Regions from separate parts of the Homo sapiens genome. Here all the other regions are linked to region 2. The links are chromatin contacts, found by Hi-C or POLR2A ChIA-PET in ENCODE. All regions are on one chromosome and are shown on one strand. Each heading gives the region's core, a stretch centred on a gene start or an enhancer-like site at or near the end of the contact. The rest is flanking DNA. Distances are from core to core; before and after follow the strand shown.

Region 1 (4,580 bases), core at 187-2,686, 250 kb before region 2:
GTTCAAGATCATCCTGAGCAACATAGTGAGACCCTGTATCTAATAAAAAAGCAAAAAAAAAAAAAAAAAAAAAAAAAAAAAAAAAGCTGGGCATGGTGGTGTGCACCTCTAGTGCCAACTAGTCAGGAGACTGAGGTTGGAGGACTTCAGCCCAGGAGCTCAAGGCCGCAGTGAGCTGAGATTGTGCCACCGTATTCCAGCCTGGGCAAAGACCTTGTCTCAAAAAAAAAAAAAAAAAAAAAAGGGAAAAACAGAAGAGAAAGAAGTAGACACACCAATGAAAACAACGTGAAATCCATAAAGCTTGATAAACAATAAGCCTCGGCTGAAGTGACTGGGGTAGTCTAGATTGATGAGGAGCAGACGAAGAAGACAGAGTTTTGATCTTGAAAATTTTGCATGAGATGAATACAAGGATAGCCATGAGGACTGCATGATCAAGAGGTGGCCATCCTAGGAAATCAGTGTAATTAAGGGGCCACAAACAGGACTTCAAGTCACCAGTCATGATAGCCTCTAAGAAGTGGAGTTCCAGCAGAATGGAATGAGTATAAGATATCTAGTGTTTACTGTTAAGGATAGAATTGATGAAGGTGGCAGGGTTTGAAGGGTGAATCATGGAATTAGGAGCATGGATTTGCTGCAGGAATACCAAGCCAGAACTACCAGGGCTGTAAGTTCTGGAATGGAGGAGAAGTTTTTAAAGTAGCATTGACAGTATTTGGCAACAAGCACAAAGGATAATGAGCTAATGAAATTTCACAAATTGCAGAGCTTACACAAAGATTTATGATCATTAAATATGGAGTACCAACTTGTTGGCTGAATAGAAGTCATTCTACAAATCTAATGCTATAATTTCAGTAGAATAATGCCCCTCTAATGAGCTTACTCAAACCTAATCCATATGCCAGTACTTTTCCACCAGGCTGATGAATTCATTTGCTAAGAGGTCACAGAATGACCCCAATTAGTTGAACATCCACCCTTCTATTTCCTCTCTAATTTGATGTGGTCTCTTCATCTCCATCTGCAAAGTCTCAAAGTTTGCTGATGGATTGTGTGTAGCCTGCAGACACTCACTCAGAGTCACAGCAATATGCTTCCTCTTAGCTATGCAGAGTACCTGAAGGCAAACAGCATCGTGGGTGCCTGGCTAACTGTGAACCCAGCACTGAGGGAGGACGGCAGAGTTGTTCTCTGCCCCTGTCATCGTGGCAGCTGTTTTTTCATAACTCCTTAAACTGCATCTTGTCACCTTGGGAAAAGTGTGTTCAACTTTCCACTGCCCCAAGTCAGAGTGAATCTCTACCCACAACAAAAATACCCATTAGGGAAAGCCTGAAGCCTGAGGTCTGTCTCTGTTCTTGTTTGTACAGGTGACATGAGGCAGCCACGGAAGAAGAGGAAGTAATTGCACACCATTTTCCAAGAACCAAGAAAGAAGAAAACACAAGAGATTTTTCTCATCTTTTTTTTTTTTTTCTGGTGGAGGGAGGTGGTGGAGGAACATAGCAAAGTAGGAGGGACAGAGAGTGATACTTAAATTTAATAAGAGGTTCGTGAAGGTAGCTTAACTTGAGAACTCTTGGTTTTTTGAAAGGTTGACTGCACATGCCAAAAACAACTCCTGCTATCTCAGAATTAATTATCTTTGACCTTCGTGGAGGATGGTCTCTGGTTAAAATCTGGCCAAAGAAACTCACATAAACTTGGTGTTAGAGAACATCTAGAGAGAGAGAGAGGAACTTAGAGTCATTTAAACTCTTCAGTTTACAGAGAAGGATGCTGAGGACCTAGATGAGAAGTTACCTGCAAAAGGCAAAAGGGTTACTTAGTGTCAGAACCAAGGCAATGACTTCTCTCTCCCAGATCTCCTAGCTACTGGTCCTGGGCCATTTTTTTTTTTTTAAATAATCCCAACTTTCTTTAAAAGACAAGCATTTCAGTAAGCTAGTTATTTTCATGGGTTGCTCATCCATTTTTTTCAGTGATCTAAAAATGTAGGGAGATGGCTACTACTGAAGTTGTCTGTCTACTTGGGATAATAGCAAATTAATTGAAGACAATGGGAAAGTAAGTTATAAAAAATACTGGGAAATCTGTTTCTCTTCTGAGCAAGCATTCAGGGCAGGTATAAACATCAAACATAGTGACATTGTCAAAACCTCTTCCATTTGAACATTGATTAATTCATCAAATAAATGGTATAGTAATAAATTTTGCTTGCAGAAGAATCTGGATGGGAAGTGATAGAATTATAAGGGCTGTTGAGATTGCTTTGCTACAAAGCACTTTTCTGAATTAGTGTGTGGTTTAACAAAGCTGATTTCCAGATGCTTAACAAGGATTCATGATCCCTGCTGTGATTTTCCTAGTGTTATTTTCCTGGCCTTTATTTGTGGGCACATTTTTTAAAGAACACAAATGGCAAATGGCTATTGGTGGGTAGACATATTTGAGTCTACTAGTATGTCACTAGGCTCATATGGGTTGGGGTGTGGACACTGAAGGAAATTGGACTTGGACTTCCCAACCTAACATTATGTAGGAGAAATCTGGTAAAAATGAGCAAGAGTGGTCTTGAAGGGTTACAGAAGAGGACAGAATATCTCAGGTGGGAAGGCAGCCTAAGGGAAGACCAGGGCAGGCACCAAGAAACCTGCTTAATTCCCACTTCTTTTTCTACTGTTCTGTTAATATGGGCCTCAAGTCTTTTCCAGTTGGAGCTGGGAATACCACCTCTTTCCCCACATCTACTGCTGCCTCTTCACTGCTCCAAGCACCTGGTCTCAGCAGGAGCTCAGAAACAGTTGCCACAGTGGAAATTCCCCAAACGTGAAGCCCTCGGGGGATCACCCAAATGTTCCACACCCCAGAGGTGACTCGGGCTGCGTAACTCTCAGTCACAGTAAGCTCTTGGTGGGGATGAGCCTGCAAATTTCTATTTGTGGCTTTACTGGCCCTAGGACCAAATTAAACCTTGATTGCAGCATGCCTGGCCATTGTGCAATATCTCTTCCAACACTAGAAATGTCTCGGAACAATTTCCCATTGAGCACATGCCTAAGCACACAAGGGCATGCTCGGTGCTGCAGTAGCTTAAGAAAAGATACACAACAAAACAATAACACACTGATTAAACATTTGCTAAAAGGTATATGGTATTTGCAGATTGCATAGCACTATGTTAGGCCCTTAATAGAAAATGACAACTATAGCAACCACATGATGATACCAGCAATATTTGTGTAGTGTCAAGTAATTCATCACCACTCCCACTTATTCTAGCCCACGGAAACTTCGTAAGTAGGAGATGAGTTACGTTCTCATTTTACAAATGAGCAAACTGAGTTTCTGAGGGTGGTGTGCTGGGAAAGGTTTAACAACCAGCTCTCTGGGGAAAAGATGTCAGGCTCTGATTGATAATGTGTGCTCATTTCCATGGTGTAAACACTCTCCCCATGGCCTTTTTCAAGCTGGCAGCACGTTGCTGAATGTACAGTTGGGAAGAGATGTGGACAACCACTTAGTCCTCGAGAGCCTGTTGTGCAAACTGGCTCCAGCACACCTCTGCGTTCAGAGCAGGGAAATGACAAGTCCAAGGTCACATGGATAGTTGACTCCTGAGCCCACTTTCCTTCCTCTTTCTTACAGAGCAAAGCAGTACCGGGTCATCCAAAAACTTTATTTAAAAAACAAAACAGAAATGTGTCCACATCTTGCAGAGCTGGACAAAAGAAGGTGGTCAAGAGATCCCAAATTGGTGGAAACTGTCCCCGTTACAGGAGGAGGAAGGACGCTGCCACCACTACCCCAGGGACTGGCCTATACTCATGCTTCTGTTCCAGTGTTGCTGTCTCACATTTGAAACCAATTTTGAATTTGGGTAGAAGATTCGTCTTGTTGCCTAAACAATGCCTTAACCCCATTCTCTCCCCAGAAGGGTCCTACATTTCTTAAGCTATTTTCAGCTCCTCCACACCTACTCACTTGCAATACTTGTCATAACAGGAAGCCAGTTTCATATACTGTAATCCCCAAACACATTGCACCCACACGTGGGGAGCGTGAGGGGCTGAGCGAGGAGCGAGGAGGCCAGGCCTTCCAAAAACTGGAGGGGCTGAGCACTGAGCCGCTCCCAAGGTGGGGCGTCTCCACTCCCAAGCCCAGGATTCAGAAGCCAGAATCCACATCCAGACATTCTTGTTTTCCTTTCTCATGCAGTTGCTGGTGACTTTTTTTTTTTTAATAAAGCATTTGAGTAGGCAGCAAAGCCAGTCAGAACTGTTTATTTATAGCTGTGGATATTCAATGCTGTATAAATTAGAAATCGTTGCTGAATGAGGCCCGCGCCCACTCATACACGCAGGGCCGCTATCTGTGAGTCCTTTCACAGGGTTTGACTGTACACGGTCTAAAATGGGAGAAAATGACATGCTCCGAGTCAAATGACGGAGTCACAGCTAAACGGCAAAGCAGAAAACCAGCAATTATTTTTCCCCAGCACAATATGGGGAGTACGACAGGTGCAATTATCCAATATTATTTAACAGTACCGGTTTGTGATGTAGGGAGAA
Region 2 (4,115 bases), core at 1,343-3,842:
AAAAGGTGGAAGAAACCCAAGTATCCATTGACAAGTAAATGGATAAACGTGTGGTATATTTATACAATGGAATATTATTCTGCCTTAAAAAGAATGGAAATTCTGACACACGCTACAACATGGATGCACCTTGAGAGCAAAATGCTTAGTGAAATAAGTCAGTCACAAAAGAACAAACACTGTATGATTCCGCTTACGTGAGGTACCTAAAGTAGCCAAATTTGTAGAGAGAGAAAGTTGAATTGCAGTTGCCAGGGGCTGTGGAGAGTGGGAAATGGGAATTGCTTAATGGGCATTGAGTTTCAGTTCTGCAAGATGAAACAGTTCTGGAATTGGTTGCACAACACTGTAAACATACTTAACACGACTGAACTATACACTAAAAAAATGGTTAAGATGGTAAATTTTATGTTACGTGTATTTCACCACAATTTAAAAATATCATTTAAATACTGATTTCAATCAAACCAACTATAGCGGTCACGGTGGCCACCAATTAGCGGGAGGGTATTCTGTTGTTTCTGATCTGTGAGATCTGATGAAATTATCAATGCTTTTCCCTGTCAGCAGCCAAGCTCAGTGATATGCCGCAGCTGTTGCCTGTGTTCCCCAGTACGAGAAAGAGTCTGGGCCACCCACCTTTGGCCTTTGATTCTTTGCTAGGGGAGCCACAGATATGATCCTTGAATTAAGGAGGACGTGTGGAGAAAATGCATGTATGCATCCCTGAGGTCACCCTGCTGAACCCCTTTACACATGGCAGAATGAGTGGCAGTGTTAAAAACTTCCATGTAGGTCAATAGTGTCAAATCTCATGGTTGTCAAATGGAACATTTTTGTTTCTGATGACATCGTTGGAGCTCCAGGAAATAGCCTAGGGTCTCTGTATTTGAATCCATGTTTTCTCATGGCATGTGAATGTCAAGTCTGCAGTCTGGAACATGGGCAATTCCCTCAAGCAGAAAATGGTTGCACTCTCTCATTAATTAGGACCTATTCAGATATCTATGATCAGTGGTTTCAATATGAACCCTTTAGGTTAGAATTGCTGCCTATCAATTCTTTTTTTTTTTTTTTGAGACCGAGTCTCGCTGTCTCCCAGGCTGAAGTGCAGTGGCGCAATCTCGGCTCACTGCAAGCTCTGCCTCCCGGGTTCACACCATTCTCCTGCCTCAGCCTCCCGAGTAGCTGGGACTACAGGTGCCTGCCACCACGCCTGGCTAATTCTTTTGTATTTTTAGTAGAGACGGGGTTTCACTGTGTTAGCCAGGATGGTCTGGATCTCCTGACCTCGTGATCCGCCTGCCTCAGCCTCCCAAAGTGCTGGGATTACAGGCGTGAGCCACAACGCCCAGCCTATCAATTCTTTCAAAGTGTGTTTAAATTACACTAGTATGTGTGAGTTGCAGATCTTTCATGTTTTCCAGGTGGGAGGGAGAAGGAGAGAGGACAAACATTTCATGTTTCAACACAAATGAGTCTCCTTCAAGTCCAGTGTATTAATTAACAACTGGTTATCCTTAAAAATTGTAGTATAGTGTAAACAGGAATCTATTTATTTCACTAATTAATTCATTTATTTAGACATTAGCATGAATTCTTTATTCTTCCCTCTCTGACTACCTACACATTTCCACTCCCACACACACACGTGTGTGATAAAGTGTGTGTGCATAGTACATCCATCATATAGTACAAGGAAATGTAATTTGAAACAACGACAACTTACGCCACTAAAAGAGTAGACATTTTATCTCTGATACTTTTGACACCTACTATTACAGGCTTATTTCAAGAACACAATTTTCAAATACGTTGTAGTTGGCTCTACAAAAATCAAAATGCAAAATGACAGGTTTTTTTTTTTAACCCCAAATGTCTTATGATTCAAACCCTCTTGAACAGTGTAAGCCACTCTGAAGATCAAGTGCCACCCGTTACGGGAAAGGGTACAAAAGACCTTTGACCTGTCTGCTGCTGGGGAGTTTTGGCCACATCTGGGATTTCCATCAGCACTCACCTTCTTCGGCTCATGAAGAGGCCATGGCAGGTGTTGGTTAAAGAGGGGAAGTTGCTTTCAAAAGACTGAGATGAAAGAACTACTAGAATCAAATAGCTTACTGTAAAGACTGATTCTCTTTTGCACAGTCCTAAGAAATGACCTGTCCTTGGCCTTCCAAGATCTTGCTTCCAGAATATCAACCTGTCAGGACGGGAAAGAAGCAATAGCAGGTGAGACCATCTGAGGCGATCAGAGGGTCTTGATGGCAAAAACAAACTGACTCTATCCCTTTCCCAGACCCCAGACTCCCAGCTATGGTGGGACTAAGAATGCTGAATGCTGGTTCTCAGGCCAGTGAACCTAAGAAACTGAAGAGCACAAAAAGTGCTCTTGGCAGAAACTATTTTAATAGTGCTCGAAATACTTTTAATGAGAAGGGGAAGCAGGAACTTCAAATAAAGTTTCTCTTTTGCATTCCACCAAGAACAGATGTTTGCTTTATTCAAAGAAGTTTCATGGGGGTGATTTCATGCATAGCTAAGAGCAGCAGTAGGGTTTTTTAGCTGTTAGAGCTGGGGTTGATTTACATAATCAGGGTATTACCGCTCCTGTGGCTTTCTACCTATATGCTATTAAACATATGTGTGCTTATATCTGTGTGTGTATGTGTGTGTGTGTTCATAACGCTGGAATCAAGTAAAAGGTCCACCGTCATTTCCTCATCATTCTTGGGAATATTTACAGTATCAGGGCTGCTCTCTTATCCTCCAGCTGTAATAAAGGCAGCACTTTGTACAAAATATCTCATTTAATTTTTATGACAATCCCATGAAATAGGAATTACTGTCCCCACTACATAGATGGGAAGACCGATGCTTAAAGAGGTTGAATACACATGCTAAGGTAGCATAACCAGGAGGTGGCAGAGTTGGGATCTGAGCTGAGGAAGTCCAGGGCTCTCAATTACACTCCCACAAGATAAGGAGCATACATTGTACAGGCTGCACAAAGTCATGAAGAAATCTTGGGTAACCATCTGCAAGCCCATTTACTGATTTCCTCCCTTTAATAGGGCTGACCCACAAGCCCACACACTGTGGCATCCGCTCTCCGCTACCACTTCACCCTGTGTCTCTCTGCTTATGCTGATTTCCGTCCTTTCCAAGATTAGCATTTGGCCTGCCTTCTCTCTATGGCCTCACTGGCCAACCCTGTCAGCAATGTGCCCTGAATAATAGAATCAGGCATAAAGTCCTTGCCCATCTTTCCTAGTAGAAAGGGGATCCCTCCATGGACTTCTGGAGCTGTCCCATTTATGTAGCCATAGCTAACTGCCTAGTCTCTTCTTTCACCAGAGCTCCATGATACCACATCCTGTTGAAAATGACACAAGGAGGAAGAAAAAGTCCCTTTAGGTGGTAGTCATCAACTTTTCCTTTCCACCCCCTCCAGTATGTCTTCATTCTTTCTCTTTCAGCTCTTCAATTTACTGGATTTTTTAAGAGGCTGTGCTCTGTTGCTATGTTCCAGATAGGTAGGTAAGTAGGTAGACAGATTAGATAGATGGATAGATGAATAGATTAGATAAATAGTAGATACATAGATGAATAGATTAGGTAGATGAATAGATAGGTGGATAAATGAATATATTAGACACATGATAGATAAGATAGATAAATAGATTACATAAATAGATAAATAGAAGATAGATGAATGCATTACATAGCTAGATAGATAGGTAAATGGATGGATGGATGGATGGATGGATGGATGGATGGATGGATGGATGGATGGATAGATGTAGATGAATAGATGGATGGATAGGTGAGCAGATAGATAAATAGATAGATGCATATTCTTGGCTTGGGTTACCCCAGAAGCAACCTGAAATAAGAATTCACATGCAAGTAGGAAACACTAGTAGGGGAATAGAGAAGTGAGAAACAGGCAAGAGAAGAAAACCAACCAAAGGAGAATAATCAAGAAAGTTACCACTGAGGGCAAATGAAGCTGAATTCCACTGGGGAATTCTGAGAGACAGTGTAGAGCCTGCTACTCAAAGCGGACCATCATCATCATCATCATCATCATCATCATCATCATCATCATCATC
Region 3 (4,070 bases), core at 307-2,806, 140 kb after region 2:
TTCTTTCTTGAAATATTTTTTTCCTCTCTTCTATTCAATCCTCACAACAGGTAAAGGTGGAAGCTCATAGTGACCAAATTCACAGTTGGAGACAGACTTTGTGTGCATGTGTGCATGTTAGTGTGTATGAGTGTGTGAGTGTGCATGAGTGCGTGAGTGTATTTGCTTGTTAGTGCAAGTGTGCACCAGTGTGTGAGTGTGCATGTTAGTGTGCGTGAGTGTGCATGTTAGTGTGCATGTTAGTGTGTGTGTGCATGTTAGTGTGTGAGTGTGCATGTTTGTGTGTGCATGTTTGTGTGAGTGTCCATGTTTGTGTATGTGTGCATGTTAGTGTGTGGCATGTGTGAGTGTGCATGTTAGTGTGTGTGTGTGTGAGTGTGAGTGTGCATGGTTAGTGTGTGCGTTAGTGTGAGTGCATATTAGTGTGTGTGTCCGCATGTTAGTGTGTGTCCGCATGTTAGTGTGAGTGTGCATGTTAGTGTGTGTGTGCATGAGTGTGTGATTATTTGCTTGTTAGTGTGAGTGTGTACCAGTGTGTGTGTACATGTTAGTGTGTGAGTGTGCATGTGTGACTGTATGTGAGGGTGCATGAGTGTGTGTGAGTGTGAGACTTGTGTGTATGTTAGTGTGCATGTGAGTGTGCATGTGAGTGTGTGGGTGTGTGAGAGTGTGAGTGCACAGGATGCTTTTCTGCTTTGATTCCCCATTCCCAGAAAAGGGCGTTGGCCCTGAACTTGGGGCCAGGCACCCAGCCTGGGCCAGGCAGCTGTGAACAGCAGAGCTTGGTCATGTTGTCCAAGCTGAAATGTGGGTCCCGCTGTTCTGAGTGGGCAGAAGAGCCAGGGGAATCTTTTCAAGCCGAGCAGATATTCCACATGGCATCTGCACAACCACAAATAAAGTTGTTTATCTTTGTCACTTTAATATTATAACAAAAGCATTATAAAAACAAGGCAGAAACATAATGAACTCTAAGGCCCAATAAATCTCTTGGTTAAATGGCCCTCGTGGTTTCTGAAGTTATCCCAGAATGGGATAATGGCAGAAATGAATTAGGTATAAACTGGACAAATTCTCACCTCTCCTGTTGTTTCTTTTCAGCCAATAGTTTCCTAAAAACTGGGTTATCAGAGACGCTCTTTTAGAGTAAAACAATTTTTTTTTTTTACATTTTTAAAAACAGAGCTTCTCTCCAATGAATGTCCAGAAAGACCATACATTTCAGGGCTGGCCTACAGGACATATTTCAAAGTGATGTGTAATGTCATTTTAGAAGAGTGAGCTGTTTTCTGTTGTTTTTTTTTAACTTAAAGACAAAATGGCCAGGGAAAAAGCTGCCAAGTCTCTGAGTAATCTTATTGAGGGTTCAGCTTTCTAAGTATGACCTTATGCTAGCAACAGCCCCTGAGTAACAAGAAAACAAGCCAAGCTAGGAAGCCTTGTTTCTATGAGACGAAATGGTAAGACAGCAAAGTCTGAAGGTGAATTCTAATTATGTAACATGAGTGAGTCATCAACGCCGTCAGCGATCACAGACAATGATGCAGTGACCCGCCGTCTCCCCACACTTGCAAAGCACAGAGGCTGTGTTTCTCATCCCCCGCTCCACACCTTCCTCTCACCCCTCCTTCCTTCCTTCTTTTCTATTTTTCTCTTTTCTTTTCCATTTTGTGCTGCATTACTCAGGGTTCTCAGAACCAATAAGATACACATATATATTTAGAAAGTGATTTCTTGTAAGAACTTGGCTCATGTGATCATGGAGGCAGGCAGGTCCCAAGATCTGCAGAATGAGTTGGCAAACTGGGGACCCAAGAGAGCTGATGGTGTGGTTCCTGTCTGCGTCTGAGGCTCTGGAACCCAGGAGAGCGGATCACATAGCTCTAGCACAAAGGCCAGCAGGTTTGAGACCCAGGAAGATCTGATATCTCCATTTAAGTCCAAAGGTGAGAAAAAGCCAATGTTCTAGTTCAAAGACGACCAAGCAGGAGGATTTCTCTCTTGCTCAGGGGAAGGTCCACCTTTTTGTTCTATTCAGGCCTTCAACTGATTGAACAAGGCCCACCTGCATCGGGAGGGCCACCTGCTTTACTCAATTTACTGATTTACACGTTAATCTCATTTCAAAACACCCTCAGAACACCCAGAATAATGTTTGCCCAAATGTCTGGACATCCTGTGGCCTAGTCAGGTGGACGCATAGAATTAACTATCACGTGTGCCTTCCTGTTCTCGGGTGCACTGGCCACGCATGCTGTCACCCATTTCCCGTTTATCATCTTTTCTTTACAGCCAAGTTTCTAGAAAGAGAAGTCTAGACTGTCTGCAGTTTCTCATCTCTCATTCACAAGTCAACCCAGCGGCAGTTGGCGCCTGTCCCCATCATTTTCTTGAAACTGATCTCAAGAATCTGCATAATCTAATTGTCAAGTTCTTTCCTCTGTTCTTTGTGTAATAACGCACCATCCTGAATCTCTCCTTCAGGCCTCTCTTCTCTGTGCGGCCCTCTAGGAGTGATAGTCCCCAGGATCCTACCATCTTCCTATCTATCTTTTTTTTTTTTAATTTATTTTTTTGAGACGGAGCCTCACCCTATAGCCCAGGCTGGAGTACTCACTGCTACCTCCACCTCCCAGTTTCAAGCAATTCTCCTTCCTCAGCCTCCCGAGTAGCTGGGATCACAGGCCCGCACCCCCATACCCAGCTAATTTTTGTATTTTTAGTAGAGACGGGGTTTCACCATGTTGGCCAGGCTGGTCTCAAACTCCTGACCTGAGGTGATCTGCCCGCCTCGGCCTCTCAGAGTGCTGGGATTACAAGTGTGAGTCACCGTGCCTGGCCCCCTATCTCATTTAACAAGCTCTGTCTGGCAGATGTTATAAGCTCTCTTGCTTTAACTGCCAGCTCTAGGCTCATGACTATAAAATCTCTGTCTTCAACATTCTCTCTCTCTGAATCTCAGACTTGGGATATATAACTGCTTACAGATTCTCTCCCCATTGGATAGTCTCCACATGAAACTGGAACTTAACATGCCGCATTCAAATTCACCATTTCCCCCGTAGACTTAATTCTTAATTTCTTCTTTCTCAGAATGATACTAGCATCCATGCAGTCTCCAGAGGTTTTATCCAGGAGACATTTATTACCAACGGCTCCGTCTCCCACCTTGTAATTCAAATCAGTTACTATGCTCTTTCGGTTCTCCTTGCTAAATATCCATTTCCTCTCCTCTTCACTGTCCCTGTCTCCAGCTTAATCCGAACCTTCCTTATAATTCTCAACTGGAGTATAGCTTTATAATGGATTTCTCTCCACCTCCATTTCAACTGCCCCTTCAATGAATTAGTGACTATTTTCAGTGTGATTCTTATGCAAGAAAATGTGATCGAGTTAATTCCCACTGAAAGCATTTCCAAGCCTACCCCATTGCCTTTAGGATACAATATGAAGACAATTGCAACAGTCCAGGAGAGAGACTGTGAGCTAAGACAGAGGCAACTGAGATGGAGACACAGGACAGAATGAAGGGAGCTGGGAGATCCTACAAGCTAGAAATGCCAAGACCCCATTACCCATGAGACGATCAGACGTGGGAGTGAGAGTAAAGGGAGATGAAGGAAATCCTCTCCATCCTGACTTTGATGATAAAGTGAGTCATAGTCTTGTTCTCTGAGCTGGGGAACTCTAGATCCTGACTTTCCTCAAAGCAAACAGCAAGTGAACTTACTTGGGTGGGGCACCCTGTCTGGGGAAGCAAAGCCTTCAGGAAACTCAAAGGTCTGCGTAGAGATGAATCAGAGACTCAATAACGAAGAAATAAAAATTAATACCAGATGGGTGAAGGAGGCAGTTGAAAGTCCTTGTAAATAGTCAGCATCCAAGAGTGCTGCAGAAGTGGAAGGTGCCACAAACAATGCTCTTCTGCCAGGAGATTCCTAAAAATCTGCTGGCAAAGACCAGAGAAAGAATCAGAGCCACGTGCCCAGCAAGACATTACCTAAGCTCAAAAGGGTTTAAAGGACTTATAACCCTGCCTTTTACCCTCAATTATTTCATGATCACCACCA

What was found. Hi-C counts contacts between places; a loop is a spot of excess contacts on that map. ChIA-PET counts read pairs that join two places held with the same protein, here RNA polymerase II (POLR2A). Pooled maps may share reads with other maps.
Region 1: a loop to region 2 is called in a pooled map, with 8 times the contacts of the local background. The contact joins two enhancer-like sites. A Hi-C loop is called at or near these places in 2 of 37 single-sample maps with no recorded cell type and 7 of 50 pooled maps.
Region 3: a pooled map shows a loop between it and region 2 (8-fold over the local background). The contact joins two enhancer-like sites. A Hi-C loop is called at or near these places in 1 of 168 maps with a recorded cell type or tissue (GM12878), 9 of 37 single-sample maps with no recorded cell type and 14 of 50 pooled maps. POLR2A ChIA-PET finds 5 or more read pairs at or near these places in 4 of 52 experiments (GM12878, activated B cell and activated naive CD4-positive, alpha-beta T cell).

The regions. Positions count from the first base shown.
Region 1 is chr6:11,711,312-11,715,891 of GRCh38, reverse strand. It overlaps ADTRP (androgen dependent TFPI regulating protein), which reads left to right. Exons shown (of 6, transcript NM_032744.4): 6 at 1,380-2,369. The coding sequence ends at 1,414. Among named protein-coding and RNA genes, the nearest start is that of ADTRP, 65 kb to the left of the region's middle. RefSeq lists enhancers at 1,367-1,516, 4,203-4,252. Within about 2 kb of position 1,436, at least 4 of the 41 ENCODE cell types and tissues checked have a DNase peak (open chromatin) inside an H3K27ac peak, as active enhancers do.
Region 2 is chr6:11,459,373-11,463,487 of GRCh38, reverse strand. All of the region lies in intron 1 of LOC105374928 (a long non-coding RNA gene), which reads right to left. Among named protein-coding and RNA genes, the nearest start is that of TMEM170B, 76 kb to the left of the region's middle. RefSeq lists an enhancer at 3,077-3,266. Within about 2 kb of position 2,592, at least 7 of the 41 ENCODE cell types and tissues checked have a DNase peak (open chromatin) inside an H3K27ac peak, as active enhancers do.
Region 3 is chr6:11,315,922-11,319,991 of GRCh38, reverse strand. The region is part of intron 4 of LOC105374925 (a long non-coding RNA gene); the gene reads right to left. It also overlaps a transcript of NEDD9 not described here. Among named protein-coding and RNA genes, the nearest start is that of NEDD9, 85 kb to the right of the region's middle. RefSeq lists an enhancer at 1,530-1,749. Within about 2 kb of position 1,556, at least 22 of the 41 ENCODE cell types and tissues checked have a DNase peak (open chromatin) inside an H3K27ac peak, as active enhancers do.